3 separate regions of the Homo sapiens genome follow, and regions 1 and 3 are each linked to region 2. Evidence: chromatin loops called from intact Hi-C (ENCODE). Cell type or tissue: psoas muscle. All regions are shown on one strand. Each heading gives the region's core, and the rest is flanking DNA. Links, peaks and the distances in the headings are about the cores only. Region 1 holds the start of ARX (aristaless related homeobox). Region 2 has its middle 130 kb from the start of ARX. Region 3 overlaps POLA1 (DNA polymerase alpha 1, catalytic subunit).

Region 1 (10,084 bases), core at 1,406-9,405, 130 kb after region 2:
GGATCGATTTGAACTGGGAATTTTTTACATTTGTAAAAGCTTCGTCTTTAACTTTTTTTTTTTAAACCAGAGGTTGTAAGGGCTTCAAGAAAATTCAGTTATTTCCAGGTTGAACAAGTCAAAGAGGGTTGGACAAGAACCCTGCATTTCTCTTTTCTCAATTTCTGGCCAGACCAAGAGGGAGTAGGTAATGTATGAGTAGTGGAAGTAGTGGAAGCTGGGATTTGAGGATTTCCAGAGGCAAATGTTGCAGGAGAAGTGAAAGGAGTGGGAGAGGAGGATGCCTGGGGGGAGATGGAGCAGGGTGGTGGCCCAGAAGTCCATCAAGTCAGAAGATGGAGAAATCCCAGAGACGGGAGGTAGGGGATCATCTAGTCAAAAAGTGGACACTCCTAGCTTCAGAAGATGGGAGCCCCAAAATCTGAGCTCAGGGAACTTAGAATCACAGAGTGGGGTATTCTCAAATCAGAAGATAGGAGGGGACCATGAGTGATATGAAGGTACCACAGAGGCCGATGTCAAATCAGAGAAATCTCAGAGTAGCTGCCTTCGGACGATCCTCCACCACCACCACCAACACCAGGCACTGAGGAATCTAAGGGCTCAGGCCGCCAGGCCTCCATGAACACCCCAGAGACTGCAGATTCAGACTTCCTGACTGGTGTCGCATCCTCGGCACGCTTGCCTTGGCCCCACCCCCAATTATTTCACTTCTCAGTCCAGCGTTTCCCGAGGTTCGCCGACAAGAATCCACCCAGCAATTATCTCCCTTCTCGCGCGCATGGGGGGACATTAACCACGAACGCGCTGGAGAAGAAAGGTACAGATGGGTCTTTTATTGAACACTTGGAAATGTTTCCAAGGCTTTTGTTTTTTTCCCCCATTCATTCCTGCCGGATCACTGGGCTCTGCCAACTTCAGTCCCCAGAGGTTGCGGCAGGAGAGCCCGGCCCACTCGGAGCCCCCGCTAGGGGGCGCGCTCTGGCCGTGGCGCTGAGCCGAGCCCGAAAAGGGGGCTGAGGTGGGGAGGCTGGGGGTGCGGACGCCGACAGCCCAGCTCCGGTCCGCGCGGCCTGGGAATTGACACACGCGTTGGGTAGCCCGCTGCATCTTACTCTAGCTCCAATCTGTGCCCACCCGTCCCCACCCTCCACCCCGTCCAGGGTCGCCCGGAGCAGCAGCTACTGAGTCAACGCTGCACCGGGGACGCCTCGACCCTGGCCGCAGGCGGGGTCCCGCCGTCCGGCGGAGGAGAGGAGAAAGCAGATGGTGGTGATTACAGGGCACAGTAAAGTTTCCCTCTCTCTCAGGTCTGGAAACCTGGAGGGATGGGTGCGGCAGGAGATGGGGAACTCCCGCCAAGGAACTCCGTGAGAGCTCAGAGCCCAACCACCTGCTTCTCGCCCGTGGGAGGGGACACACACCCCCTCTTCTGAGAGCAGACAGGAGGCTGCGACCATCTCGTCCAGCTTTATGCTTGGAGCAAAGCTTGAAAAAGCCTCGGCTGCCGCCCGGATGGCTGATGGTGGTGGCGGTGAGGGGGTCTCTTTCCTCTCTAGTTCTTGCTCCCCCACCCCCTCCCCCGGCTGCTGACGGGCAACAGAAAGTGAGGAAGTTTGCAAATAAGGGGAGTTGTCCTAACATAGCCATCACACTCACGCGTCCATACCTTGAGGGCTCGGCCGTGGTCCTCGGGAGGCTTCCAAAAAAGCTGCTTCCCAACAAACCTCTCCCAGCCAAGCCCTAACTGTGGAACCCACGGCTTAGGAGGAGGACACGGCGAAGAGGGAAGGATTAGCAAACGCGACAGAGTCTTCCCAGGAAATCCAAGTTCTATCAGTCCCTTTGGACCTTTCCACGGGCTGTTTCTTTGAAAATACATCAACAAATAAACACCGTCCACAGAGAGATCCCAACAGCCGTGGGGAGAACTGAGGCAGGGTAGGAAGTGGAGAGCACGCAGGAGGCCAAGAAGGCGAGGGGCAAGTTCTAGGCAAGCGGATTATGTTACACTTCCTCCTATTACCAGACTTCCAGGAGGAGACACCTCGATTTGTGCATAAAATGCATACCCTGAAGTGGATAAGACTCTGAAAGCAGCGTTTGAGGAGGTTAACCTTGACTGGTTGGAGTTAAGGGGGGGTGGGGGGAAGCAAATATTTCTGTTTGTGCCCTCCGGCTCTTCCCAGCACCGGCTGTCAATCCCGACGCTTGTTATCCTCACAAGGCTTCAGTTTGTTTGCCTGATCTCAGCAAGGTTTTCTTCCACAAGTAGAACTATAATTGCTATAATTCTACTGTATCATTTGGATCATTGCAGTATTGTTGTTTTCTCTCTCTCTTTCTCTCCTCCTAACACTGCAATAACGCGCTCCAGTGTTAAATTAGCAGGTTGCGGAAGACCATAAATGAATGAAAGTTTGTTTAAAAAAAAAAAAGAAATTAAATAAATAAAACAGCAAAATGACTTGGCAAAAGGGATATCACATCACAGAGAATCCTTGCGTGTAATCAGGTCTTATTGTCTTCTCTTCCAGTGGCTTCCAAATTGGTCGCTAGATTCCAATGAAGTTTATTTCTATTGTTTAAATATATGTTTTGAAGAGGCTGATCGTAATTTAAGGGGACCTGAGCCGTCCGGTGCAACTGGAAGCCCATCACAGCTTGATTTATCTATGTGTATATTGCACAATAAATTAAAACATCTCAAATGAAAAGTATGTGAGGTTAACTCTCTTCCAAACATTTTTTTTTTCTGGATAATGACATCTAACTGCCACCCCCCCTTATTCCACATTTCTTGCAAATGTAATTTTAAAACTATAATGTAGAATTAGCTCTCAGAAAAGAAAGGGGTTTCTCCTTCCACTCTCCTCTTCTAGGTAAATTATTATTTCCAGTTCTAGGAACAAGCCCCATTTTTCACCATAAACAACAGTTCTAAACACATGTGACCTTCACTTCCAGCCATTATTGTCATTTTTATTTAGTGATTGATTTTAAAAGCAGATAAACTGCAAACCATTGTTTTCCAAGCAGACCAGGAAAAGCAAACCAACAGCTACAGACCCCAAAGATTAGAGGAGCCAGGACTTGTGAATAACAAAGTACAAACAAGAATGATATTATCACTAAAATGCAATTACTTTTGATTAGTGAGTAAAAGTGAGGCAAAAAGAAAGTGAAGTGTCGTTTTCCTGGCAAAGTAAAATTAAATTGGGCTAAACTGTAAGTTCTTTCATACGTAATCCTATAGCCCAATTCTTAAAAGTCTGCCCACTCAACACATCAGTTACCCTCTTCCTAGATATTAGACGCATAATTTTGTTTCTAAAATGATATATAGAATAACATATTTTATATATATATATATATATATATAATCCCATATCCTGATTAGGCATTGTGGAGACCACAGCACAGTCTTATGTCTCTCTACCCAGCACCTTAGAAAAGTTTTCTGTAATTTTTTAAATTTAATCTCTTAGAAATAGCAAAAGTTAATTGTAGATTTTTGAAGTTGGGTATTGGATTGTGACAAAGGTGGTCTCAGGGCCACTGGGTGTAGAGTGAGCTAGGTCAGGCCCTTCTCCCCGAGGTGAATGGACGTGTTTCCCAATAGCATCCTCACTTGGGAAGATTGATTAGAAAATAACAAAAATAAATAAAATAACAGAACAAATAAAACTAGTGTTTTCACACAGGTCTCCCCCGAAAACACTTTATATTCCATTAATAGAATTAGATCTAATTCCAGGGATCATTAAGTCAGAATCAGAAATTCTTTGTTAACCTCCCCTTTTACAGTGGATGATTAAAATTAGAATACACCCCAGCAGAAAGTCCGACTTCTTTTAAAAGAAGAACAGCTGCACAAGGGGGAGGAGGGGGGATGGAGGCAAAGAAGTCTTCCACCCAGAGAGCTGAAACTCCGTTGGGCTCTCAGAAATGATTTGTGCATTTGTGTTTTTGTTTAACACGATCTTTCTTGGACTCATTTTCAGCCCACTCCCTGCGTGTGCGGAGCCGACTCTGAAGTCACTGAGCCACCCGGCAGCCGGGTCTTGTGGATTTCCAACGCGGGGCCCGCCGGGGAGGGAAAAGTGCCTCCGTCTCTCCCAACCACCAAGCCGCAGGGACGCCCGCGAGGGTCCGCGGCTGGAGGCTAGGAGGAAACCGAAGTGTCTTTACTCCTCTTGGCTGCGATGAGACCCGCGCGCCTGGAATGGGCTTTCGGGGCCGGGGGAGGGAATGTGGGAGGAAATCAGCGCGCAGAATGTTAGTTTAAAGCTGAACCGGACGGTGTAAAAACACCGAACTCTTGGTGGGGATGGAAAAGGAAGAATGCGGGAAAGGCAAGGAGAGATCCCAGGTGACTTTGAATCGCAGAGAGGGCTTAAAGGAAAATCAAATGTCAGCGATGGCTCGGGTTCTCCTCCGCTCCCCACCACAGCCCGCCCTATCATCCAAGTGCAGAAAAAAACGGATGAGAATTAAGCTAAAAGCCAGAGAGAGAGAGAGAGAGGGACAGAGGAATTCTTTTTGTCCTGTCTTTAATAGTAGTAGTAGTATCAGTATTAGTATTCGCATTATTAATGTGCCTGTTCCCAACCCTTCATCCCCTCCCCCCAGTTTTGTCTTGAAGTTTCCTGCGGAGGCAGCCCGATCTGTCTGCTACCCACCCACCAGCATCCAAGAGTTATGCAGATGTTTATGGCTGAAAAAAAAAAATCCCAGTTATGCATCCTTGTATTTTTAAATACTGACTGTAAGTGATTCAAGTATAATCCTTTGTAAAATGCTTTTCTCTTTGACACATTGAAGGGAGTTGAGAGAGGAAAACCCGGCGTGGATTCCCCCTCCCTGGCCCCTCTCTCACCCACCACCTTCGCCCCAATTCTGCCAGCGTTGGGGCCCCTGGAAATCCCTGGGAACCTGCACCCAGGCAGGGAAGGCGTCCGTGCTGGCCCAGGCTCGACCCAACATCAGTTGGAGTTGGGTTTTAGTTCTCGGCGCTGGAAACTGTTTGGGAAGAAAGGCGCTCTCTCTAAGGTTCACTCTCTCACCTTTGCTCAAGGGAGCCAGGTCATGAGAATTCAGAATTTTAGACGCTTAGATTTGGCTGCAGCCGAATTTGGGTTCCTTCCACCCTGGAGAGGTCAGGGATCCCTGAGGGTTCTGCTCCCTAGCTGCGATTGGAAGGTGAACAGCCTCAGGGTGAAGGCCTAACAGATACGAATTTGTGGGGGAAAGAGGGAAGAGAGTCCAGGGAGAAAGAGGAGGCCCCCAGACTCGTCCCCAGTCGCCCCTCCTCGCTGCTGATACTCGCCTGTCCCTTCCCACCCAGTAAATGCTCTAGGGAAGGCCGCGCGCCTATGGCAGAGCTTTGTCTGTAAGGAGGCTTTTTCCCATTCCAGAGTTTAAAACGGAGAGGAGAGCGGTTGGGGGACGCTACAAACAAGAGAGACACAGTCGGGCTCAGGGTGAAGATAGACAGCGCAATGCCTTGGGCCGCAAGAGAAAAGCGAACTCCCAGACGGCAGATGTTTGCTTGGGGCGGTCACCCTGGCCCCCCGACGCCCGTCCGGCCTAGAGAGGACGGCAATTGAGCGCCAGGGAGGTCAAGGCGGTGTCCTGGGAGCCCAATATCGGCTTTGAAAAGTGCCGAGTGAGTCTGAACGTGAGCCTCGAGGCCTCGCCTCCAGGGAGCGAGGTCCTCGGGTTGGTGGAAGGGGCGCACGCCACCCAGATGGCATTCACAGGCCTGGCATCCCAATAAGCTAGAACTTCGGCCAACACTAAAGGGTCAAAGGAGGAGCTGCAGGAAGAGGATAGCGGACTTAGAAAATTGGTAACTTAAAAAAAGAAAGAAAGAAAAGGAAAATTGGCTCTGGTGCGTGCCCGCTGCCCCCACCCCCGCCTGCCCCTCTGGAATCCAGTCCGGGCTTTGCGCCGCGCCCACAGGCCGACGCAGCCCGGCCTCTGGCGAGAGCCAATCAGAGGGCGCCTCTCAGCACGTGGAGGAGAGAGACTCCAGAGCTCAGCGCCCGCTGCTCACTACACTTGTTACCGCTTGTCCTGAGCGCGGAGAGGGCGAGCTCGGGCCGCGGGCAGGGCGGGAGCCGGCAGCCGGCAACCAAGGGAGGCAGAAAGGCACAAAGATCGCAATAATATCCGTTATAACCCGCTATCTAACCCCACCCCCAACACACACCCATCCATCCCACCCTCCGGGAGAGGCAGCCGGCGATCCGCTCTCTGCGCCCTGGGAAAAAGCCCCAGCCATGAGCAATCAGTACCAGGAGGAGGGCTGCTCCGAGAGGCCCGAGTGCAAAAGTAAATCTCCAACTTTGCTCTCCTCCTACTGCATCGACAGCATCCTGGGCCGGAGGAGCCCGTGCAAAATGCGGTTGCTGGGAGCCGCGCAGAGCTTGCCTGCTCCGCTGACCAGCCGCGCCGACCCGGAAAAGGCCGTGCAAGGTAAGGATGCTCCCGTCAGGCACTTACTAAGGGCATTGGGCCCTGATTTGGATGTTTGGTGTTCGGGGGCCAGTGGCCTGGAATTGTCAATTTGGAGAGGAAGGAAGGAGAGGGCATAACTCTGAGGCCTGCTGCCTCAAAGAGCGTTAAACATCTAGCCAGGGCTGTCTCTCCCTCCCTCCCTCCCTGCTTCCAGAAAAAGGCCCGTTTTCGCTTAGGGAGCCTTTAGCTTTTCGGTGTTGATCGTTAGGTTGTTTAAATGCCCCTTTTGGTGGCCTTGGGTGTGCTCTGAAGAGCGGCGACAGGTCAGAAACAGTAGATGGCCGGTGGACCCTTGTAGCACCAACTTGATGAAGACAAGAAGCCCAAAAGCTGGTGAATCGGGGTCTCCAGGCTGAGTGAGCCTTGGCCTTTCCTCTTTGGAAGATTTCTGTATATGCAATGTTTTGGTTTTATTTTTTTAATTGCAGATTACTTGTGACCTTTTAAACCCAAGCTTTGCAGAAAACATCTTCCTGGGATTCTCCAAATGCTCCTTAATGTATTTAAAATGTATGAAATGTGTGACTTCTGGATGCTAATTTTTTCTCTGCTATTTTATTTTTTAAAATAGACGAGCTGTTTAAAATATTTTATTTTTTTCTGAAATTAAAAATTCCAGAACAAATGTCCTTTTACCCCGAACCTGTTATCCTCAAGTTTCGCCTCGAGCTTGCTGCAGAGGTGTCGCAGGGAAAGGAAAGAACTGTTGGTTTCTTTTAAAATCCAAAAACCAGCGGTCCGGCCATAGCGCAATTTGGATGGCAGGAGCAGACGGTTGAGAAGGGGGCATTTAAATAAAACTGACTTTTTTCTTTTCTTTTTTTAGCCTGCAGTGGCACCTATGCCAGGCGCTTCCTCAAAAGGAAGGAGCGGCCTGCGCCTGCTGCACTCCCACTCCCTCTCTGCCCCAGACCTTTCCCAGAACATTTTTGCCAGGATGATTTTTCTTTGCCTTTTTGTGCAAGAAGCCCCCCCACCCTCTCCCGCTGTGGGCTGTTGGGGCGCGGCCTGCACTTGGGGCCACAGGGCCGCTTTCCCCCACCCCGCCCCGCAGCGGTCGCCTTCAGGGCTGCACCCCTCTTGCCAACCCTTGCCCTCATGGTGGAGCAGCGGGCAGAGGTCATGCGCAAAGTTTTCAGGATAGTGGTGATTTTCTTTTAAAGTTGTAGAATGTTTTCGGATTTTCCTCTGCCCCGACGTGGGAAGGGAAATAAAAATGAGAGAGTAGGAAAGGGGAAAGAGAAAGGAATAAAGAAGAAAGAAGGAGAGAGGGGAGAGAAAGCCTGCAAAAAGAGAAAGAAAGGGGGAGAGAAGGAGAAAGAGAGGTGAGGAAAAGAAGGGAGGGGGAGAAAGAAAAAGAAAAAAGGTAAGGAGAGAAAAGGAAGGGAGAGAGGGGCAAGAGGAATAGATAAGGGAAGGAAGATAGGAAATAAAAGGGGGAGAGTGAGAGAGGGAACGGAAAGAAGGGAGAGGAAAGGGGAAAAAAGAAGGAACCCAGAGAAAGGGAGAAGGAGAGAAAGAAAGAAAAAGAAAAAGCAAGAAAAGTGGAGAAAGAGGCCAAGGCGTCGAAGTCTGGTGGTGCGCGGTCCCCGCACGCCTGGGCCTAGGCACTGGGGGAGCAACTGCGGGCGGGCCCCGGCAGCAGCCCTGGCTGGGACTCCCCGGCCGGCCGGCTGGCTGATAGCTCTCCCTTGCCCGCAGGCTCCCCTAAGAGCAGCAGCGCCCCGTTCGAGGCCGAGCTGCACCTGCCGCCCAAGCTGCGGCGCCTGTACGGCCCGGGCGGGGGCCGCCTCCTTCAGGGTGCGGCAGCGGCGGCGGCGGCGGCGGCGGCGGCGGCGGCAGCGGCCGCCACGGCCACGGCGGGTCCACGCGGGGAGGCCCCTCCGCCGCCACCGCCAACCGCGCGGCCCGGGGAACGGCCGGACGGCGCAGGGGCCGCCGCGGCAGCCGCGGCCGCGGCCGCCGCGGCCTGGGACACGCTCAAGATCAGCCAGGCGCCGCAGGTGAGCATCAGCCGCAGCAAGTCGTACCGCGAGAACGGGGCGCCCTTCGTGCCGCCGCCGCCCGCGCTGGACGAGCTGGGCGGCCCGGGGGGCGTCACGCACCCGGAGGAGCGCCTCGGCGTGGCCGGCGGCCCGGGCAGCGCCCCGGCTGCGGGTGGTGGCACCGGCACCGAGGACGACGAGGAGGAGCTGCTGGAGGACGAAGAAGATGAGGACGAGGAAGAGGAACTGCTGGAGGACGACGAGGAGGAGCTGCTGGAGGACGACGCCCGCGCGCTGCTCAAGGAGCCCCGGCGCTGTCCTGTGGCCGCCACTGGCGCCGTGGCCGCAGCAGCTGCCGCTGCAGTGGCCACAGAGGGCGGGGAGCTGTCACCCAAGGAGGAGCTGCTGCTGCACCCGGAAGACGCTGAGGGCAAGGACGGCGAGGACAGCGTGTGCCTCTCTGCGGGCAGCGACTCGGAGGAGGGGCTGCTGAAACGCAAACAGAGGCGCTACCGCACCACGTTCACCAGCTACCAGCTGGAGGAACTGGAGCGGGCCTTCCAGAAGACGCACTACCCGGACGTCTTCACCAGGTATGCGCGTAGGGTGGTCGCGGTCGCAGCGGCAGAGAGCGCACGCGGGCCCCAGGGAGGGACAGCGGGCTGGCAGGGGCCCCGGCCTCGGGGCGGACGCTTGGCTCCTGGACTCTGTGGAAGAGCGCCCTCCCAACACACCCACCCTTGCTCACCCAAACTACCCACTCCCCCGACCCCCACCCCGGTTCGGGCTTTAAGTTTAGGCTGGAATGGTTTATCTTCTTCCCAAGGTCGTTGCAGTTTAATGTTTTCAAATTACAAGTTTTAGTTAGAGAGAGGAAAAGAAACAGCCTCTCCAAAGAGCGCCCGAAAGCGCCACCTTGGAGACGCGCGCACAGCAGAGGGCACAGACACAAGGCCTCCGGAGCTGCGGTCCCGGCTAGGTCCCCGGCGAGGCTCAGGAAGCGCTGTCCGCAGACAGAGCAAAGCAGGGGCTATTTTTGGTCGCTGTGCTGTGCGCTCGCCACCCCCGCCTGGTGCCCCAGGGGCCTGGTGGGTATCAGTTACGCAGTTCGCAGTGAAGCTGGAGCCCGTGCCAGCGGAGAAGGCCTTTAAAAAGATCCGAGTTCTGTCGTTTCAGGACTCCTGAAATAACCAAAGGAAGTCAGAACTGGGCAGTGTTTGGTGTCTGAACACCTGAGGGGCCCCAGCCAGAATCTCCCCTTCTACTCTCTGTCCTCTCCCGACACACATATTAAACCCACCGTGCGTTTAATGTAAACGGGTTTACCGGGTGGACAATGATTGCTGGAAGCCTGGCAGGGAGTAGACAAAGCAGTTGGGGGAATTTTCTCTTTGGATCAGTGTCCAAGCCGGGTGTTCGACCTGGTCACGCTCCACCTCCCACTTGTTTTTCTGGGAAACATGTGCCTGTGTGATGACTGGACCCTCGGCCCCAGCTTATTCACCACCTGGGGCGCCGGCCCGGGTAGGGATCCTTCTCTCCCACCCCAAGGCCAAGTTCTCAGCTCAGGCGAGGAG
Region 2 (10,084 bases), core at 776-8,775:
AAAAATAGATAAAGAAAATGTGGTACATATACACAATGGAGTACTATTCAGCCATAAAAAAGAATGAGATCCAGTCATTTGCAGCAACATAGACGGAACTGGAGGGCACTATGTTAAATGAAATAAGCCAGGCACAGAAAGACAAACATTGCAAGTTCTCACTTATTTGTGGAATCTAAAAATCAAAACAATTGAAGTCATGGACATATAGAGTAGAAGGATGCTTGCCAGAGACTAGGAAGGGCAGTGGCGGCCTGGGGGGTAGGTGAGGATGGTTAATGAGTACAAAAAAAATAGTAAGAATGAATAAGACCCTACTATTTGATAGCACAGCAGGGTGACTACAGTCAATAATAACTGTATGTTTTTAAGTAACTTAAAGAGTGTAATTGGATTGTTTGCAACTCGATGGATAAATGCTTGAGGGGCGGATACCCCATTCCTCATGATGTGCTTATTTCACATTGCATGCCTGTATCAAAACATCTTATGTACCCCATAAGTATATGTACCTACTATGTACCCAGAAAAACTAAAACTAAAAATAAATATTAAAAATATATACATAAAGAAAAGTTTATATAACAGCACCATTTACATTTTCATGGATATCACTGTGGTGTTTTTTCTATGTATAGATATGCATATTTTTACCAAAACAAGAAAATACAGCACATGCCTTTTTATTTTTTGTTTTTCATTTTTTTATGTACAGTGGGTTATGAACATCTTTCCAGGTCATTAAACATTCCTCTACAATATCACTTTAATAATAGCTTAGTATTCCATTGTTCAATTTAGCCAATACCCTAACCTAGATTTAGACATTTACATTGTCTTCATTTTTCATCATTACAAACAACACTGCAATGAACAACCTTTCAGACAATTTTGCATACTTCCATATTTCTGAAACATTCAAATGTTATAAAAACTCCTTGAAATCCACCTTAAAAATATAGCAAATCAATACATTTTCCTTAGGCCTCATTTTCTCTGTGGCTAATATCAAAATAACTGGCCAAAAAATAGCACTTCGGAAAACTACTTAGATGATTAAGTTTCTCAGAAAGAGCTCATGTTTTTACCACTTGGTCACAATGGGAACTAGATGAGAGAAAAGCATAAAGCAAATCAAACATCTTTCACATAGATAACAGCTATAAGAGGATGTTTCATTGGGAGTTTTGAATGAGACACTTGGACATCAGATACCAAAATGACTTGTAAAATAGACTACCATGAGGAAATTTCATAGTAGGAGAATAAGTACCAGTTACATATTTCATCCATGCCAAGGATATAAAAGGAGAGTGTTGGAAATTAAGATAATTCATAAGAAGAATAAATTTTTACCTTTTGGAAAGGACTGAATTCTGAGTCTCACCATTGTGTTTTCCAAGGGGATGAGATGGGATGGGGGCACTCCCTTCTATCCTTAAGTCAGGTGAGATGGGCTCCAAGGCATGGCTTGGAAAGCTTAATACGTGTTCAACAGCAAATGGCATACAGTGAACCGCTGGTTGACTCACACTTTAGAAAGGCAATGTAAATGGAGACATTAGATTAAAGGGCTGCATCTAGCAAGTAACTACACTGCCCTCCAGTAACAGTTCAAAGGTGTATAAATCCCAGGGATCAGATGTCAACCCCGCCTATGAAGGCAGCCTGCTGACTGTGGATGGAGCCTCCAGAATGAAGAAGCTGTGGGGTGTGTCATCAGAGCAAAGATGGAGAGAGGATGGGGGCAATGCCCAAATCAAAAGGGGGCCCAGTCGAGGGTCCCTGCATAACCCACAAAAATGATGCTGTGAGACAATCATCTTTAAACATTTGACCAGAGATCACAAAGCCACCCTGAAACAGGGTCAGCAAATAGGAACGCTTTTGCTCGTCTTTCCCTTCCTCTCTTCCCCTGCGCCAAGTCCAAAGTGGTCAGGAAACTTGGACAGCAAGCTAGGGAAAGAGAAGCAGGAAAACAGAGACATTTAACTCTAATTCACATTTGGAATATCTGGGACCCAACAATTTTAACTGAATTGAGTCTGGATTTGCAAATTAAAGTCATCTCAGAACTGTCTTTGTCCTATGAGTAGCCAGGGAATCTTGGGGCTTAACCAAATTTTTATCCAGTGGCTACAGAACTTTCTCCACAAAACAAAATGTAAAGGGACAATGGGCAACCAAAAAAAATTATGCTTTCTGATCTCATCCCAAGTCTTATCTATTTGATGTACCAGTTACACGGCTAACATTTTTAGAAGTTACATAGGCCAAGAACTAGACTAAACTTTTTATGCATAATTTAACTAAATCCTCCATGAGTAGGTACTATAATTATCCCCATTTTATAACCAAAGAAACTAAAGTCCAAAAACAAAATAACTTATCTCGGATCACACATTTATTAAAATCAAATCCAAGCCTGTTTGACGCTGCAACACATGCTTCGAACCATTACCATGGTGAATTATTCATAAACACTTTGGTATACAAAAGAAAACTCAAATTATAAAGATCAGATTATCATATCATCATTAACCCAAATATATAGCATGTGTAAGAAAAACTGCCAAAATACAATATTATAAAATCACAATGGCAAGCAAAATGCTTGATTTTTTTTTTATTACTCAGGGCTTAGAGCCACCTAAAAGGTTTCAGCAATATTATATTGCATACACGTTACAGATTAAACATGCCCGTGGACTGTCCCCGTGTAATCACTATAATATTTTATTATAGAATACCAGCATAGGTCCTGATCCCTAGCTCTTGGTAAACATGAGTAGCTGGAATCCATTGTTGTAAGGGCTTAACATCCCGTATGCGTGGTCTCAGCCTGAAAGAGAGTTTTCCAGGGCCTGACATCAATAGAAACTTCTTTGCTGTAGATTTTATTTTTATGAATTGGGATCAACAAAATGAGCATACAGTGACTGCAGGTATTAGGGAATGCTTTCATCAACTAAAGCCGACTGGAGGAGGGAGAGGGTTATCCAAACAGCTCAGCTGTACGTCTCTGCTAAATATGACTTAATCCCAGTTTATAAAAGCACCTGTGTTTTTTGTCATAGGGTTTAGTGCTGCCAACCACGCCAAACAATGCCAACCCCTGTGCAGCGGGTAGAGGGAGAGAGTTAAATGATGCCTGTCAATGTCTAGAGGGATTAAGATGATATAGGTTCATTTTCACAAACATCCTAGGCTACATTTTGAATATGCCTTTCCAGAAATGAAATTCTACAGCACCATCTACCACCTCCACTCCTCATGGCAGGCTTACCTCATCTCAGGGGACAGGGCTGTATTTTCTCCCCTGCCTTCCCTGGAATGGATACTTCTTTCTTCCTTTTTTGGAAAAAAAATTGAATAGTGCTTTACCCCTGAGAAGCTCTTAACAAATTGTTAGTTGCACCACTTCTTTTGGGTTTCCTTTCACTGACATGTCAAAATGTAAATCATCTTTCCTCCTAGACACAAGGCTACTGACACTCGAGCGTAAGATCATCAGTTCTTCCCTTCACTGGTCTCATCAGCCCACCCTCCTCCTGTCTCGCTGTGATTCTATTCATCCTCTTTCCATTGCCTTTATCCCAAGCTTGAGGGCAATCGCCAAACTCCCTTAGACTTGACGCAACCAAGAAATAAAAGCTTGTCTGAATTAAAAGCATTTCCTGGTACTAAGGAAAGATTTTTCTGCCTTCCACAGCGGAACAATGGTCACATTAAAAGATATGCCACACAAAAAAAAACGAACCTGGATGTCTGCAAACTTAGCCAAGGAATCAGAATCTGAAAATTTATAGTATGTCCCCAAGAACTCCCGAATCCTTCGCCCTTCTCTGAGAACCATCCTTCGCCCTTCTCTGAGAACCGCTATGCAGAGCTTTGAGTGACAGGCATAATGGTACAAGCCACGATTTAAATTCTGCTTGCCTCATTCTTTGCATAGACAGCAACGGGCTGATAGAATGCAACTGAAAACATAATTTAGATGGGAAAATACAAAACGTTTTTCCCAGGAAAGGGGGAGGACGGGAACATGGCTTGATCCAGCCAGCAGAGGGCGCAACTTACACATATAAGTATAAACCAGCCTTCGCTGGAAGCTGTAAGGTCTCCTGCGATTTTTATCACAAATTTCCCATTTTTGAAAACCATATCCAAGCTCCCTTGGACAAAACTCCGGTAGAGTCACTCAGCTGTCCCCTCCTGTCTAAATAAGACTATTTTCTACTTCCCCCAGGTCCAGCCACTCAAACTGCCACTTTTCTATCCCTGGCTCTGGCATGGGAAAGAAGGAAGATCAAGTCCTTCAAAAACAGCTTCCCAGAAAGAGTGACCTGTATTCCCAAGTAGCCTTCATTTGTTTAAGAGACTTGCACCTAGCATTTCTTGATCAAAGCTAATGCGCTGTAAATTTCTTCATTTAACAGACTTAGTCTGTTCAACTCTTGACACTGGGAATTGGGATTTCCCAGAACTATTAGCACTGCACAGTAGGCGCTCCATGCCGGCCAAGAACGGGGGATTAACAGGTATTTGTCTCAGCTAATTTCACTCTCTATACCGGGTCTATAGAGACTGGGGCTTCTTGGCGGAGTGTGTGCCACCCTGCTAATTGGCTACGAATGTAACTACTCCAGCATGCCAATGGACCGGGGGTACTCCACAGCCTTAAGAGGCTGGAGGCAAATGGATCCTTACCATGGGCACTCAGGAAATTTGAGGGTTGCTGGGCAGGACCGTAATTGTAAATGATTCATTTGCCAACTTCCACCTCCTGCTGTCTATCAAACTTCCATCCCTGTCGACCATGTGCAGATAGTTCTAAACATTTTACTCAATGACAGTTGCATCCATGAAATCCCGTAGTAACAAGGAATTTCCATATATTCTATTCAGAATGCATGTGCAGAATCAAAAGTCCTATAGGTAGCTCCCATAAAATGCATAATTCCCTGAGCTAGGTAAAATCATTACATCCATCAGGATATTCACAGATTATACGAATCATTTCTGGAAAGAAGATGATAAATAAAGGGACGGTTGTTAGTCTCTTTTCACATGCCCTATTCTTCCATTTCTTGCTGATAATCAGACTCTCTTAGTGATATATCCTACTTCTAAAGTTTCTGATAAAGGAATTGAGGAGTCAAATATTAAATGTTTTAGTTATCTATTGTTGCATAACAAATTATACCATGCTTAGCAGCTGAAAACAACATTTATTATTTCCTAGTTTCTGTGATCAACCAGGATCAATTCAAGAGCAGCTTAGCTAGGTGGTATTGATTAAGTCTTTCATGAGGTTGCAATCAAAATGTTGGCCAGGGTTGTAGGTATCTCAAGACCCAACTGACGGAGAATCCACTTCAAAGATCACTCATATGGCTGGTGGCAGGCCGTAGAAAATCCACTTCCAAGCTCACTAACGTGGGCCTCTCCACAGGGCTGCCTCCCATGCTATGGACTGCACATTTATGTTCCCTCAAAATTCATATACTGAAGCTCTAACTCCCAGTGTGGCTTTATTTGGAGATGGGGCCTCTAAGGAAGTAATTACAGTTAAATGACATCATACGGGTGGGACCCTGATCTGATAGGATTAATGTCCTTATAAAAAAAGACACCAAAGTGCCAGCACTCTCCTCTCCTTTCTCTCTCTCTCTCCCACCACCCCCAACTCCAAGTCTCCCAGTGTGCAAACAAAAAAGAGATCATGAGATCATGCGAACACACAGAGAGATGGCGGCCACCCACAAGCCAAGAAGAGTGCTCTCACCAGGAACCAAACTGGCCTGCACCTTGATCTGGCATTTCTAGCCTCCAGAACTATGAGAAAATACATTGTTGTTTAAGCCACTCAGTCTATGGTATTTTGTTTTGGCAGCCCAAGCAGATTAATACACCCTACAAAGAATGAAGAGTCCAAGAGAGAGCACCCTGAGATGGAAGCCATAGTATTTTTATAACCTAATACCAGAAGTGGCATCCCATCACTTCTATGGGATAGAATATAATCCCATATTCTATTCATTATAAGCAAGTCAATAAGTCTAGCCCATACTTAAGGTGAGGGAATTTTAAAAGGGGATGGATATGAGGAAGCAGAGACAACTGAGGGACATCTTGGAGTCTACCCACCATACTACATAAGAGCTGATTTACTGAATAAAAACACATCTATGGTTATACTATTACAATTACATGTATTATGATACAAGCAGTACATGTTACCTGTAAGAAGACAAAACTGGATTTCATACAATGGGTGCATTTTGAAAGCTGGCTCATAATTTGGGAGTCCACTGCTTTATAATCATGTTCACACATGTGCTCTTAGTTTTTTTTCCCCCTTTTCTGATCCTCTGAGTAGATATGTGCATATGGATACCACTTCCGGTGCCATAAATGTTGCCAGTGGAATGTGTGTAGTTCACCATTCCAAGCTTGTTGTCTGGGCTGTCTGCCACATCTGCCACCCAACAGTAAACCTCTTATTACAAAACCCATCTTTCTATCAGATGGCTACACCCTTGATTGATTAATTGAGCCCCTCTCAACACTGTCATAATGATAATAATAACAATAATACATTTCCAAGTGTGTTTGCTTTACCATGATGAACTGTGGTTTTCATTATCATTTAACTACTACATAGACCTTGGAATATAATATCATTCATCTCACCTTTATTCCTACATCTGTAATAATACTTGAAATAGAAACTTCCTCAAAGATAAACAGTACGGGAATAAAAGTAAGTAAATGGTAGGATGAAAATATTCTATGTCAGGTTACTCTATCTTGTATAGTTCTTTTCAACAGATGAGCTTCTTGACTATGGTCCCTGAATTTCCTTCATTGTATGCACTGAAATGATACTAAATCTCTTAGGGGATATTTAATAATTCTATTGTATCAAACAAATCTAAGTGTCGTGTGTGTCATATAGAATGCATTTGACAGTACTCATCAAATTTTTAATTTTTAATTTGGCATTTAAACATAATGCCAACATAGTGGAATACTGAAATACCAAATTTTTAGTTAAAATTAAGGATTGCTGTTTGGAGTAATAAGATGGCGTATGTAAAAGTACCTGCTACAGCAGCAGAGAGCTCAAAATAATTTTTCAAATAAATTCTAAATAAATTTAGTTAAAATTAAATTCCAGCCATAAAATATAAAGCACAAACAAAAAGCAACTGAAGAGAAACTCAAAAAGAAGGGTAAAGTTGACCCTGCATGGCTCCAGAAGTGGAAACAGGAAACAGGTTCTACTCATATGCAGTCCCCGGCCTCTCCATCGCATTAACATACAAATCATTAACGCTATGCAAATCAGTAACACAATCAAGATTCCCAGAGTAATTTCTATTCCCATGTCTGCAGAGAGATCTAGTCTAGTTAGTTGTACAGATAGAGCTTCCGGAAAATGTGATTAATTAGGGAAACGCATGACAGTCACAAGAGAAAACTTGCAGTTAATCTAAGTTCAGTTAGTCAAGGTTACAAAGAGAATCACATAGGCTACTTAACCTTGTGTAGGGAGAATTCCATTCCACAGCCACCAATGTACCTCTGACAGCAGCCAACCAACTCATAAAACTAGGTCATTGGGTAAGGGAGGCATAATGAGAGATTTGAATGCTTTTAGCATTCCTACTGAGCAGTCCTGCTTGTGATTGAGTAAAATGGGAATGGGGCAGTCACATTATCCTTCCCTATAAATACCGACACCAATAGCTCCCATCTCAAAACCATGGTGACTCAAATGGTAAAGTAATATTCAGGAAAGAAAATTCCTGTTTTGATTTGCTAATGTCATCCAAGATTTCTACGTGACAGTTAAATTTCACAATAATGGAAAAAACTAAAATAATATCCCATTTTGAAAAAGTAGTTATAAAATGTAAATTAAAATAAAAACATTTTCACCAAAGAAATGTAGTTTTCTCTTTTTAACATTTTTTATCTTGAAATAATCATAGAGTTATAGGAAGCTGCAAAGATAGTAGAAAGATCTATACCATGTCCCCTATACTCAGTTTGTCCCAATAGTTACATCTTATATAATATTAAAACCAGGAAACAGACATTCATCAAACATGTATGTATAGTTCTATGCCATTTTATCACATGTGTAGAATCATGTAACCACTACTGCAATCAAGATACAGAACTGTTCCATCACCACAAAGATCTCCATCATGCTACCCCTTTAGAGTCGTATCTACCCACCCCACCATCTCTAACCCTTGCCAGCCACTAATTTGCTCTTCATCAATTTCAGTGTGTCATTTTGAGAATGTTATATAAATAGAATCAGCTAGTATGTGACCTTTTAAGATTGGCTCTTTTCACTTAGCATAATGCCCTTGGGGTCCATGAAAGTTGTTGCATAGGTAAATTTGTGGTGGTTGCTTTAGGTATTACGTTATACATTCATAACTTATCCATCCATTGGTATTGACATTTTACTAGTTCAAGTGAAATGTAGAGACCTTACCTCCCTTTAAGACCCTTTACTATACCCATTTATAATATAATTATCTTAAATATTTCCTGTACATATATTAAGAACCATATCCAAAAACTGTTATATATCTTTTGCTCCAACTGTCAAATATAATTTAGAAAACTCAAGAGGAGAAAAGAAGCCTATTGTATGTGCCCATATTTCGGTTTGTTCCTTTGTTCTTTCTTCCTTCATGGTATTTTAACATTCTTTCATTCCCTTTCTGTTTCAAGAACTTCCTTTAGCCATTTTTTTAAGGGTAGGTCTGGTAAATTATTTAAGTTTTTTTTTTTTAGTCTGAGAATATCTGTATTTCCTTTTCATTTCTGAAGGATCATTTCACTGAGTATAGAATTGGCTGGCAATTCTTTTCTTTTTGGTACTTGAAAAATGTGCCATTTCTTTCTAGCCTCCATGATTTCTGATGAGAAATCCCATCATTTCTCTCTGGCTGTTTTCAAGATATTTTCTTGGTCTTTACTTTTCTGAAGTTGGATTATGATGTGTCTTGGTATGGATTTATTTAGATCTATCAAGTTTGGAATTCTCACAAGATCTTTAATCTGTAGGTTTATGTCTTTTGCCAAATTGGGAGATTTTTCAGCCATTGCTTCTTTGAATACTTTTTCAGTCCCACCCTCTTTCTTCTCTCTTTCTGAGCGTTTTTGTTACAGTCCACACATCTCTGAATCACTCAGTTTCCAGTCTATTTTCTCTTTGTTGTTCAGATTAATTCCTATAGTTCTGTTTTCAAGTTCACTAATCTTCTCCTGTGTCCTCTCCATTCTGATGAGTTTTTTATTCTGATTATTTGATTATTTCATTCTAAAATTTCCATTTGATTCTAGAACATATCCTGTATTCTTTTAACATAGGATATATTTCCTAGTAATAGATTTGTTAGGCCGGGTGCAGTGGCTCACGCCGGGTGCAGTGGCTCACGCCTGTAATCCCAACACTTTGGGAGGCCGAGGAGGGCAGATCACCTGAGATCAGGACTTCAAGACCAGCCTGGCCAACATGGCGAAACCCTGTCTCTAGTAAAAATACAAAACTTAGCCAGGCATGGTGGTGGGTGCCTGTAATTCCAGCTATTCGGGAGGCTGAGGCAGGGGAAATTGCTTGAACCTGGGAAGTGGAGGATGCAGTGAGCCAAGATTGCACCACTGCACTCCAGCCTGGGCAACAGAGTGAGACTGTGTCTCAAAGAAAAAAATATATACATTTGTTGAAATCAAATATAACAATCCCAACCATCAGGTCTCATACAAAAGAAGTCTTATTTATTTTAGCCAAAAGCACAGAATGGCACAATAGCAAATATGGTGGCATAGTAGCGTTAACCAAAGATAGGTGCATCCAAGAATGAAAAAAAAAAAAGAAGTGAATAGTCTGCTGGCAAGGAGACATATAGATTTGTAGCCCTTGGTCATGTAGCCCTTGTCAGCCCTTCAACATGAAGAAACCATGGAACTTCTTTGTGTAAACTTTAGTGTTTCTTCAGGATTAGAAGGCTGCCACACAATTATTCACTGGTCAGTCCAAGCACCAGAGGCC
Region 3 (10,084 bases), core at 1,890-9,889, 390 kb after region 2:
ATACAAAAAAATTAGCCGGGCACGGTGGCGGGTGCCTGTAGTCCCAGCTACTCGGGAGGCTGAGGCAGAAGAATGGTGTGAACCCGGGAGGCGGAGCTTGCAGTGAGCCAAGATCACGATGCTGCACTCCAGCGAGACAGTGCGAGACTCCGTCTCAAAAACAAAAAAACAAAAAAACAAAAAACAAAAAACTTCAGCAAATGCAAAGGGGATAAACAAAAGATGGCTAAATGGCCTCCTTGATGTAGCTTTCTTCTCTTACACTCACAGACCCCAGGCAAGATTTGACCTAGTCTTTCTCTTCCCAGCTGTCTCTTACATCAACTGGCTTGTGTCCTCCTAAACCTGTACCTTTCAATGTCCAAAAACCTAAAAGGCACACAGAGGCCAATATCCATGCATCTTAGAGATATGCTAGTTTCCAACTATTAAGAAAGAAGAATAAGGTTATTCTGAATTTGTCTCAAGTCTAACATCTTAGCCATTTTGAAAGAAATACTCAGTATTTTCAAGCATATAGAGTAATTAAAATCAAGCCTAAGTGTAACCCACTTATTTAATCTCTATAAATGCAACACTGTTATAATAGATTATATATAACATATATATTATATGCTTACCATATATTTTTCATATAAGTATATATTGTTTATTATAATGCAAGCATATATAAGCATAAATTATTCTATATACTTGAATTTTTATCATCGCATTTCTCTCAAATTACTGAAAGTCTAAGTTATAATCTGGACTGGGCTTCCATGGGGTGTTTCCAAATTACAGCTTCCTTTTTTCACCTTTATTTGAAAGTACCAACATTACTTTCATCAATTTTTGAAAGAATGTAGACAAATGGACAAGCAAACAGATGGTTCCTTAGTACAAGTTCATCAATATAAACGATCTGCAGATAAAATGCCACTTACTTAAATGTAGATAGTTGTTTCTACAGTACAGGCTGAGTATCCGAAATGCTTGGAACCAGAGTGTTTGAATTTGGAATTTTGGAATATTTACATTATACTGGATGAGCATCCCTAATTCAAAAATCTGAAATACAAAATGCTCCATGAGCATTTCCTTTGAGTATCATGGCGGCACTTAAAGTTTCAGAGTTTGGGCTGGGCGCGGTGGCTCATGCCTGTAATCCCAGCACTTTGGGAGGCTGAGGCAGGCAGATCACAAGGTCAGGAGCTCGAGACCATCCCGGCTAACACAGTGAAACCCCGTCTCTACTAACAATACAAAACATTAGCCGGGCATGGTGGCGGGCGCCTGTAGTCCCAGCTACTCGGGAGGCTGAGGCAGGAGAATGGCGTGAACCCAGGAGGTGGAGCCTGCAGTGAGCCGAGATCGCACCACTGCACTCCAGCCTGGGCAACAGAGCAAGACTCTGTCTCAAAAAAAAAAAAAAAAAAAAAGTTTCAGATTTTGGAGCATTTCAGATTTTTAGATTAGGGACACTCAACCTGTATTTTTAATGGTATATGAAAAGAACCTAGGCTCTGAAATAACTATTAATGTGTACTAAGAAGAATTTCAACTCATTCCATCTGAATTACCACAAATTCTAAATGAGTAGAATGTGAATTAATAAAGCTGAATAGTATGTGTTATCAGTTCTGAAGAACTGCCGGGAATTTAGAATCCAAACATCCCTGAAATATGACAATAGAAACGAAATTTAAAAATTATCTGGCTTCAAATTTTATAATGTAAGCAACTTTGAAAGTGATAGGTAATTCATGATCACTAACAAAGGATATTGCTTTTTTTTAACATAAAATATGTCTGCCAAAATACATTAAACCTTCATATTAGCCTTAAAAGAAATTCTCATATTAAAAAAAATCAAAATGTTAGTAGGTCAGCTGAAGTTAAAAGTAGTCTTAATGGTGGCTATAAAAATTCTGGAGACAGAATTAGAACTCATCCCTCCTACCACCCACACAGTTTAAATGGGTCTGGTTTGGCAAGAAAATTCTTCGCACTGCCATGTTTTAGGTGACAAAAGTATACATTTTTAAGGCTAAAGTTTCCCCTCAAGTTACATAAGAGGCCAGAAATGAAACATAAGAACCAGCGTTCTTTATCATTTTTCACATCATGGTCCCCTTTGAGTCTCTTAAATGCTATGCATCCTCTCCTCCAAAAAAGTACACATATGCACAGACACACAAAATATTACATACAACTTCAGAGGATTCACAGACCTCCCCTTTACTCTACTTGGGTTGAGGGAAGTTCTCATATGACAATCTAAGAATCAGTAAAATTTCAATTTTTTTTTTTTTTGAGATGGAGTCTCACTCTGTTGCCCAGACTGGTGTGCAGTGATGCGGTCTCGGCTCAGTGCAACCTCTGCCTCCCGGGTTCAAGCAGTTCTCCTGCCTCAGCCTCCTGAGTAGCTAGGATTACAGGCACCTGCCACCACGCCCGGCTAATTTTTTGTATTTTTAGCAGAGACGGGGTTTCACCATGTTGGCCAGGCTGATCTTGAACTCCTGACCTCAGGTGATCCACCCGCCTCAGCCTCCCAAAGCGCTAGGATTACAGGTGTGAGCCACCGCGCCCGGCCCAAACTTTGTATTTTTTACATGTCCAAAAGATTGTTTTCCTTCCTTCTTACAACCTTTAGTGTAATTTCCTCTATTTTCACTGACTATATCTGCTACTGTTGGAAATATGAGCTACTCTTTCATGACTATCTTTTAGACCATGGGTTTGCAAGCTTTTTCTGTAAAGAGCCAGATAGGACATATTTTAGGCTTTGGAGTTCACTCAGTATCTCTGGCAACTACTCAACTCTGCTGTTGTAGCACAAATGCAGCCATAAACAAATGGGTAGGGCTGTGTCCCAATCAAACTTAATTTACAAAAAAAGGCAGTTTTGAGTTGAGTTAGCCCATGGGTCAAAGTCTGCCAACCCCTGGAATACAGGAACAATACAGGAACGTTCAATAACTCTACAAGGAAGCAAACAAGTACAATTAGATTCCTAACTTGTATCATTCCTAAAAATAATTTCTAGAAGGATTAAAGACCTAAATAAGAAAATCCAAACCTTGCAACTTTTAGAAGAAAACAGGGGAGAATGTCTACGTCACTAGAGGAGGGAAAGCTTTCTTGTGGGAAAAAAACCCACATAGTGTAAGGAGGAAAAAATTAAATATCTGGCATTAAAATTAGAAACTTCTGCATAATGAAAGACTACAAATAAAGTAAAAGGACAAGCCACAGACTGAAAGAGATCTCTGCAGCACAAATGACAAAACAAGGATTGGCTTTTGAATACCTAAGAATACTAAGAGACATACAATCCAACAAAATAGAACATCTATGTTCTATTCAGACAAGAAAATGGAAGAGTTAATAAACACATGAAAAGATGCCCAACTTAACTAATAATTTTAAAATGTAAATTAAAATCACAATGAGATACCCTTTCATACCCATGAGACTGACCAAAAAATAAAAACTCAGATAATAAGTGCTGCAAGGATGTGGAATATCAAGGATTATGCAACAAGTCTAAGTATATATATAGTAAGTTTAAAATGCCTCAACAGAGAACTAAACAAAAATTCAAAGAAGCAAAATTGTATATCAAAATCCTTTCCAATTCTCTTAAGATTAGCCTCTGACACTGTGACTGAGGGAGTTACGTATTGTGGCTCCAGCCAGACATATGAATTTAGCTACTTGATTTTTAAAAATGAGCTTGCTGTGATAAATTAAATGGCTGCTCTTATCAATAAAGCCTCATATACTGCTGTGGATGTTGTACAAATTCCACTCCTAGAAATATACCAGAGAAACTCTCACAAAGGTGGTATTGTCTACTTCAGTACTGTTTGTAACAGCAAATAATTAAGACAAATGAAAACTTGGAAACCTAAAGATATGGATGATGGCAGAATTAAAAAATACACTGTGCTATATTCATCGAAATATTATACAATAGTTAACATGAATGAATCAAATCTAAAAATGTATCAAGATGAATATACTTAAAATGTGGCATACAGAGTAGAGTTTTTCTCCTGCTTTTCCAAACTGCAAAAGAATATGTATAGCATGACACATACATGGTAAAAACTTTTAACACACCACATGTATATACACGTTGCAGAAGCAAAAAAGAACAACCCATGGGCAAGAATGACAAAACCAACTCTGGGCAAGTTACCTCCGAAAAAGAAAAAGAAATGAGAGAGGATGGGGAGGAAATGGTCTTTAGTTGTCTCTATAATATTTTATTGCTTTTACTTTTTTAAAGAAAAACTAGGCTATTAAGAGATCACAGCGGGGTGCGGTGGCTCATGCCTGTAGTCCCAGCACTTTGGGAGGCCGAAGTGGGCGGATCACCTGAGGTCAGGAGTTCAAGACCAGCCTGACCACGGAGAAACCCCGTCTCTATTAAAAATACAAAATTAGCCGAGTGTGGTGGCACGTGCCTGTAATCCCAGCTACTTGGGAGGCTGAGGCAGGAGAATCGCTTGAACCCGGGAGGTGGAGGTTGTGGTGAGCCGAGATCACGCCATTGCACTCCAGCCTAGGCAACAAGAGTGAAACTCTGCCCCCCTGCCCCCCACAAAAAAAAAAAGAAAGAAAGAAAGAAAAAGATTGCAAAAGTGAAATTTTTGGTTATTTACAGGTAAAGATGAAAGACTTCTCTTAATATTTAATTGTAAAATTCTTCATAGTCACTCATTCTCTTTCATCACCAACATCAACAAAGGCTAGAGCCCTCTGTCCTAGTGCCATTTCCCAAGGGATCCTGATAGGTGCTACCACATCACCAAGAAAATCCCAGAAAGGCTTGCCAAGATTGTAATGTTTGCATTAATGATTTGGATACACTTTTAATGTGCACAAATTCCAGCTCCAACACAACTAAAAGCCAGGCAGTCTACGACCAACTGGCAAGCAGGCTGGCAAAGCTTATTTCAGCCTATCAGGTAGGAAAATGAAAATGCATGGACTCTATACCTAAACATCAGAGCATACATTTTAAAATGCAATAAAAAATCCAGACCAAAAATGGCTTTCTCAAGGACACAGAAATAAGAGAGTAGAGAAATAAAATAATACCAATGTCAGTAAGTACTAATTATTCCATCAAGACAAATATTCCCGTTAAACTAAAGTTATGCAATGAGTATACTTATAAGTACATAGTCAGTTTTAAATTCCCCAATAAAGCCAGGCACAGTGGCTCCTATCTATAATCCTACAGCTTTGGGAGGCCAAGGTGAGAGGATCCCTCGAGGCTAGGAGTTGGAGACCAGCCTGGGCAATACACCAAGACTCCATCTCTACAAAAAATAAAAATAAATTTGCCAAGGATGGTGGCATATGCCTGTAGTCCTAGCTACTAGGGAGGCTGAGGGGAGAAGATTGTCTGAGTCCAGGAATTCAATGCTGCAGTGAACTATGATCACACCACTGCTCTCCAGCCTGGGCAAGAAAGTGAGACCCTGTTTCTTAAAATAAAATAAAATAAAATAAAATAAAATAAAATAAAATAAAATAAAATAGGCCTGGCGTGGTGGCTCATGCCTGTAATCCCAGCACTTTGGGAGGCCGAGGCAGGTGGATCCGGAGGTCAGGAGATCGAGACCATCCTGGCTAACACAGTGAAACCCCGTCTCTACTAAAAATACAAAAAATTAGCTGGGCATGGTGGTGGGCGCCTGTAGTGTAGTCCCAGCTACTCGGGAGGCTGAGGGAGAGTAGAATGGCGTGAACCCGGGAGGCGGAGCTTGCAGTGAGCCGAGATGGCACCACTGCACTCCAGCCTGGGCAACAGAGAGAGATTCCATCTCAAAAATAAATAAATAAAATAAAATAAAATAAAAAATTTCGCAATAAAAAAACAAATTCAAAAAGGCAAAATCATATATCAAAATCATTTCCAATTCCCTTTAGATTAGCTTCTGATACTGTGACTGAGGGAGTCATGTATCGTGTCTCCATGGCCAGAAATCAGAATTTAGCTACTCGATAGAAGAATTAACTTGCTATGATAAATTACTGTTCCTATCAATATAACTAATGATTAAAAAATCATAATTATTTTAAACACTAGAGTATTACAATCCTTTGGGCCAGTTTTAGCTTTTCTTTAATAGTTCCAAAATTAATAAAAGTCTAAAATGTGGACAGATTTAACTCATTAAATTGCCTTCACTATTGTTCACAGAATAAAATCCTTAATTGATTAATGATCTCAGGGTGTCTATCGCCATCTAGTGAACAATCACTTCAATTACCACATCAGACATTTGACAACTGATACCCCTTTTCTTCATGGTTTAAAAATATATGTCCACTCAGTGCCATAGGCTTGCCCAATTTCTTTTTTATGCCTCTCTACACACACATTGAGAACAAACACAAATACAGATGGTATTTCTATAGATCCACAGAGTACTCTGAAACACTGACTTCATTACTTTTAAATAACGTACACACTGTGAGATCCCTCATACAATTCCTTACCCATTAGCTCATTCCTCTACCACAAAGCAATTCAAAATCATGGAAGAGTTTAAGCGTGAAAGATCACACCTGTGAAAAGACAATATTGATGCCCATTTGACACAACTACTAGCACTTTTATTATAAACCTGTTTTAAAAAGTACAATTAGTAATTACTCTGAGTATTCTAGCAGCCATAATACATTTGATTACAGAAATTATTAGGTCGCTAGAGCCAAACGTGCACGATTCCAGGAAAACTGAGCAAACACAAAATAGACTTAAAAATAAAAAGGAAAAGGGGGCTTCAAGGCCTCCCTAGGCTGTGTATTAATCCACATCCAAATGCAAAATTTTATAATCTTTTGCAATGGCATGCTACCAGGTTTCCTTCTCATTAATTTCCACTTGAAACTTAATCTAATTTATCCCACAAGGACTTTAAAAGCAAAGAATTTGTAAGATCTGCAGGTTACTATATTATTCTGCCCACTCGTATCTTGTCACAAAAAATACTAGTTTAATAAGTTACAAAGGTATTCCAAAATCTCAGCACACTGGCTCTCATTTTCACTTCACTCCTCCTACCTCTTTAATAATTAAGAGACGCTAACCCAAAGAAAGATATCACATAGACTACTTCCATCCACCAGTGCTAACAATTATCACCAATACTTTAAAAATCATTTTTATATTAGGAAATAATATTTGTAAGTGACTTTGGATCTTCTTCTAGAATAAGATTTCCTGGGAGAAACTGCGTAATTATTATTTCTCAGTAGCCTCATATTACTTTAAAGGCCTACTTTCCAGAGTTTTATTTATCCTTATTTGAGGGAAACAGCAAAGGGTAAAGAGAAAAGAGGAAAGCAGATACCAAGAATTTAAATCACAAACAAGTAGTTCTAGATTCGTCTGAAATCCTTTGTTTTTTAGTGGAGAGAACAGGGTTTTTTATAGTTCATTTATTAAAGATTTGTTATTGTTATATTTTATATAACAGAAAAATTAAAATTGTGTTTAAACTCGCTATTAAAAATCCAGCTAAAGAAAACCATTGCCCTTAAAATCCAATGGATTAGGAGAGTGGGGGAGATCATTGGACAAATTTGGGGCTTATCATTATCAACAGTGCCCTTTTAAGCTTGTGGATTTCTGAGCCAATGTGGAAAATGTAACAACAGGGATTTCCCAGCAGCAAGAGGCACTCTCCAAGGGAGTAAATTGTCAACTATTGCCTCTCGTGAGAAACTTAAGAGTAACCTTGATCCAATCTCAATAGTCAACCCATGTATTATCACCCAGTTGGGGCATAGTGAGTGCATTTTCTAATACAAAAATAAGATGGTATTCCATCAGAAGCCACTGGATACTTGTAAAGAAATAAAATTTAAATAATTTTAAAGTAAACTTAGCTTAAGAAACTGAAAGCATCCTTCCCTTCCCTCACTTCAACTAGCCCCTAAAACACCTATATCTTTCTCATGTAAAAAGAGACCTGTGTCTTGAGATGGGTACCAAAAATCATGATCTTCCTGTAATAAGAGGTCGAATATAAAGCAGAACCAGAGTCATAAATGACATCTTGAGATGGAAGAGACAACCCTACTGTACTAAAAGGATTTACATTCAAAATAACCACTTGTTATACTTTATCTCCTTGAGTTTTAACTTCCTCATCTAAAAAATGAAAACGTTATTATCTATTTCAAAGGATTCTTGTGTAATTTCAGTGAAATAATGCATAGGAAAGCTTCTATCACATCACTGGCGTTCAATACATGTTTTGCCCTTCCTCACTGTGCCCTAAGACAAATCTTTGAGATACGGCTGCCAACAGAAGAGTGATTCTGAACATCCTGACGTTTATTTCATATACCAGCTAGATCTGCACTGTCCAACACAGTAGCCACTAGCTACATTTGTCTATTTAAGTTTAAATTCATTTTAATTATAATTAAAGCAATCTAAAAATCCAGTTCCTCAGCTAGTTGGCACCAGCCAGATACCAAGTGCTCACTGGCCACTTGTGGCTAGAGACTACAGCACTGGATAGTGCAGATGGAGAACGTTTTCATCATCATAAAGTTCTACTGGACAGAGTTGATCTAAACTCTAAAGCAGAGGTCAGCAAACTTTTTTTCTAAAAAAGACCAGAGAGTAAATATATCAGGCTTTGCGGGCCATGTGAGCCTCCATCTTTTCTACTCAGCTCTGCTCTCGTAATACAAAAGCAGCCACAGATGATACATAAATAAATGAGTTTAGCTCTGTTCCAATAGAACATTATTTACAAAAATAGATGGCAGGCTGCATTTGCCCCGATGGCCATCATTTGCCAACCACTGCTCTAGAGCATTCAGAGTACAGACCCCCCAATATAAGCATTTTTCCCATGACCACTACCTACCTCCTTTAAGGCTAAATAGTCTTAAACCCACAGACAGGGAGTTAAATGGAATTTAATATTCAGCGTAACTATTCTTTTACAAATTAAGAAAAACCCATGCACATAGTACTAAAACAGTTGAAGCTTACAGTGTCCATAAAGTGATGTACCTAAATTCTATTTGGTATCTGGCCCATCTTATTAAAGCCAATAACTCTCAATCCATAACTCCTGTCTTGATGTATTCCTGGAATTCTGGATCTATACATCCAATGGCCTCCTTATTATGTCTGGAATTCTATTACTCATGCCAAAGGCAACACATCCATGACAGAATTCTTAATCCTTCTTTCCCAGTTTCCTCCATCTTAGTAAAAGGCTCTACTAGTTATCCTCCTGATTTCTACCTTTCACTCACACTCCAAGCTAATCCATCAGCAAAAAAAAACTCTCTTAAGTCATTCTCATTCATGTCACCTCCTCAAAGAAGCCTTCCCTGACCAATCTAAACCAGCCATCCAAACATTCTCTAGCCCACCATCCTGTTTTAATTATCTACAGAGCATTTACTTCTATCATATTTTCTGTTATTTCTTATACATGTTTATTTACTTATTTAAAGTCTGTTTTCCCAAACCACCCTCTCACCACCCCACATTCCCAACCCATGTCGTCCCCAACCCCAAACCCCTCCCATTCTGGGTAGAATGTAAGCCTCATAACAGGGATCGTTTAGGTCTTGCTTGACACTCTATCCTGAGAACCTAGAACAATGCCTGGCATGCAGTAGATGTTCAATAATAAATACACACACACACGAATTAATGAAACCTTATTTAAATGCCTATTTGTCTCAAACCTGTCATCCAAAGAGAGGGGTACTGTATTTGATGCTGTACAACTAGGTAATAAACTTGACTCTCCCACACTATAACATGTATAGTTAAAAATACTCTCATATCTAGAGATGTGAATGTTATTACGCCATTTACCTCCCTTCCTTTGTATGTCACCAAGGCAGCCAGTGGTTTGGCGTAAAATCTGCTATAGGAAAATCCCAGGCAACCATACATACTGTTCGCTGTGAGCTTCAAAGCCTTCTGTCGAATGTCATACTGCAGGCCACACAGAACAAAAGACAAACAACAACATTTACAGATGGTTAAGCATTACATTAGATGTCTTTCTAGATCTCCAATAAAAAGGGAAAC

Evidence for each region. Hi-C counts contacts between places; a loop is a spot of excess contacts. Peaks named below come from ENCODE experiments on the same cell type or tissue, not always from the same donor. Only the 100,000 strongest peaks of a DNase experiment are listed, where the experiment ranks them.
Region 1: it touches region 2 in a loop (4-fold over the local background); 12 of 110 quality-filtered maps call a loop at or near these places.
Region 3: it touches region 2 in a loop (8-fold over the local background); 53 of 110 quality-filtered maps call a loop at or near these places.

The regions. Positions count from the first base shown.
Region 1 is chrX:25,011,938-25,022,021 of GRCh38, reverse strand. ARX (aristaless related homeobox) reads left to right here and starts at 6,057. Exons shown (of 5, transcript NM_139058.3): 1 at 6,057-6,480; 2 at 8,224-9,100. The coding sequence starts at 6,285. RefSeq lists an enhancer at 852-1,430. In psoas muscle, for the core only: no CTCF peak of the experiment used is centred there; DNase peaks (open chromatin) are centred at 4,101, 6,011 and 8,981; H3K4me3 peaks cover 5,150 bases; H3K27ac peaks cover 2,753 bases; H3K27me3 peaks cover 7,505 bases.
Region 2 is chrX:25,138,215-25,148,298 of GRCh38, reverse strand. No RefSeq gene overlaps it. Among named protein-coding and RNA genes, the nearest start is that of ARX, 130 kb to the right of the region's middle. In psoas muscle, for the core only: a CTCF peak has its summit at 4,047 (motif pointing right); a DNase peak (open chromatin) is centred at 4,068; H3K4me3 peaks cover 862 bases.
Region 3 is chrX:24,748,774-24,758,857 of GRCh38, reverse strand. It overlaps POLA1 (DNA polymerase alpha 1, catalytic subunit), which reads right to left. Exons shown (of 37, transcript NM_001330360.2): 26 at 9,866-9,988. Among named protein-coding and RNA genes, the nearest start is that of POLA1, 60 kb to the right of the region's middle. In psoas muscle, for the core only: a CTCF peak has its summit at 6,248 (motif pointing left); no DNase peak of the experiment used is centred there; H3K27ac peaks cover 546 bases.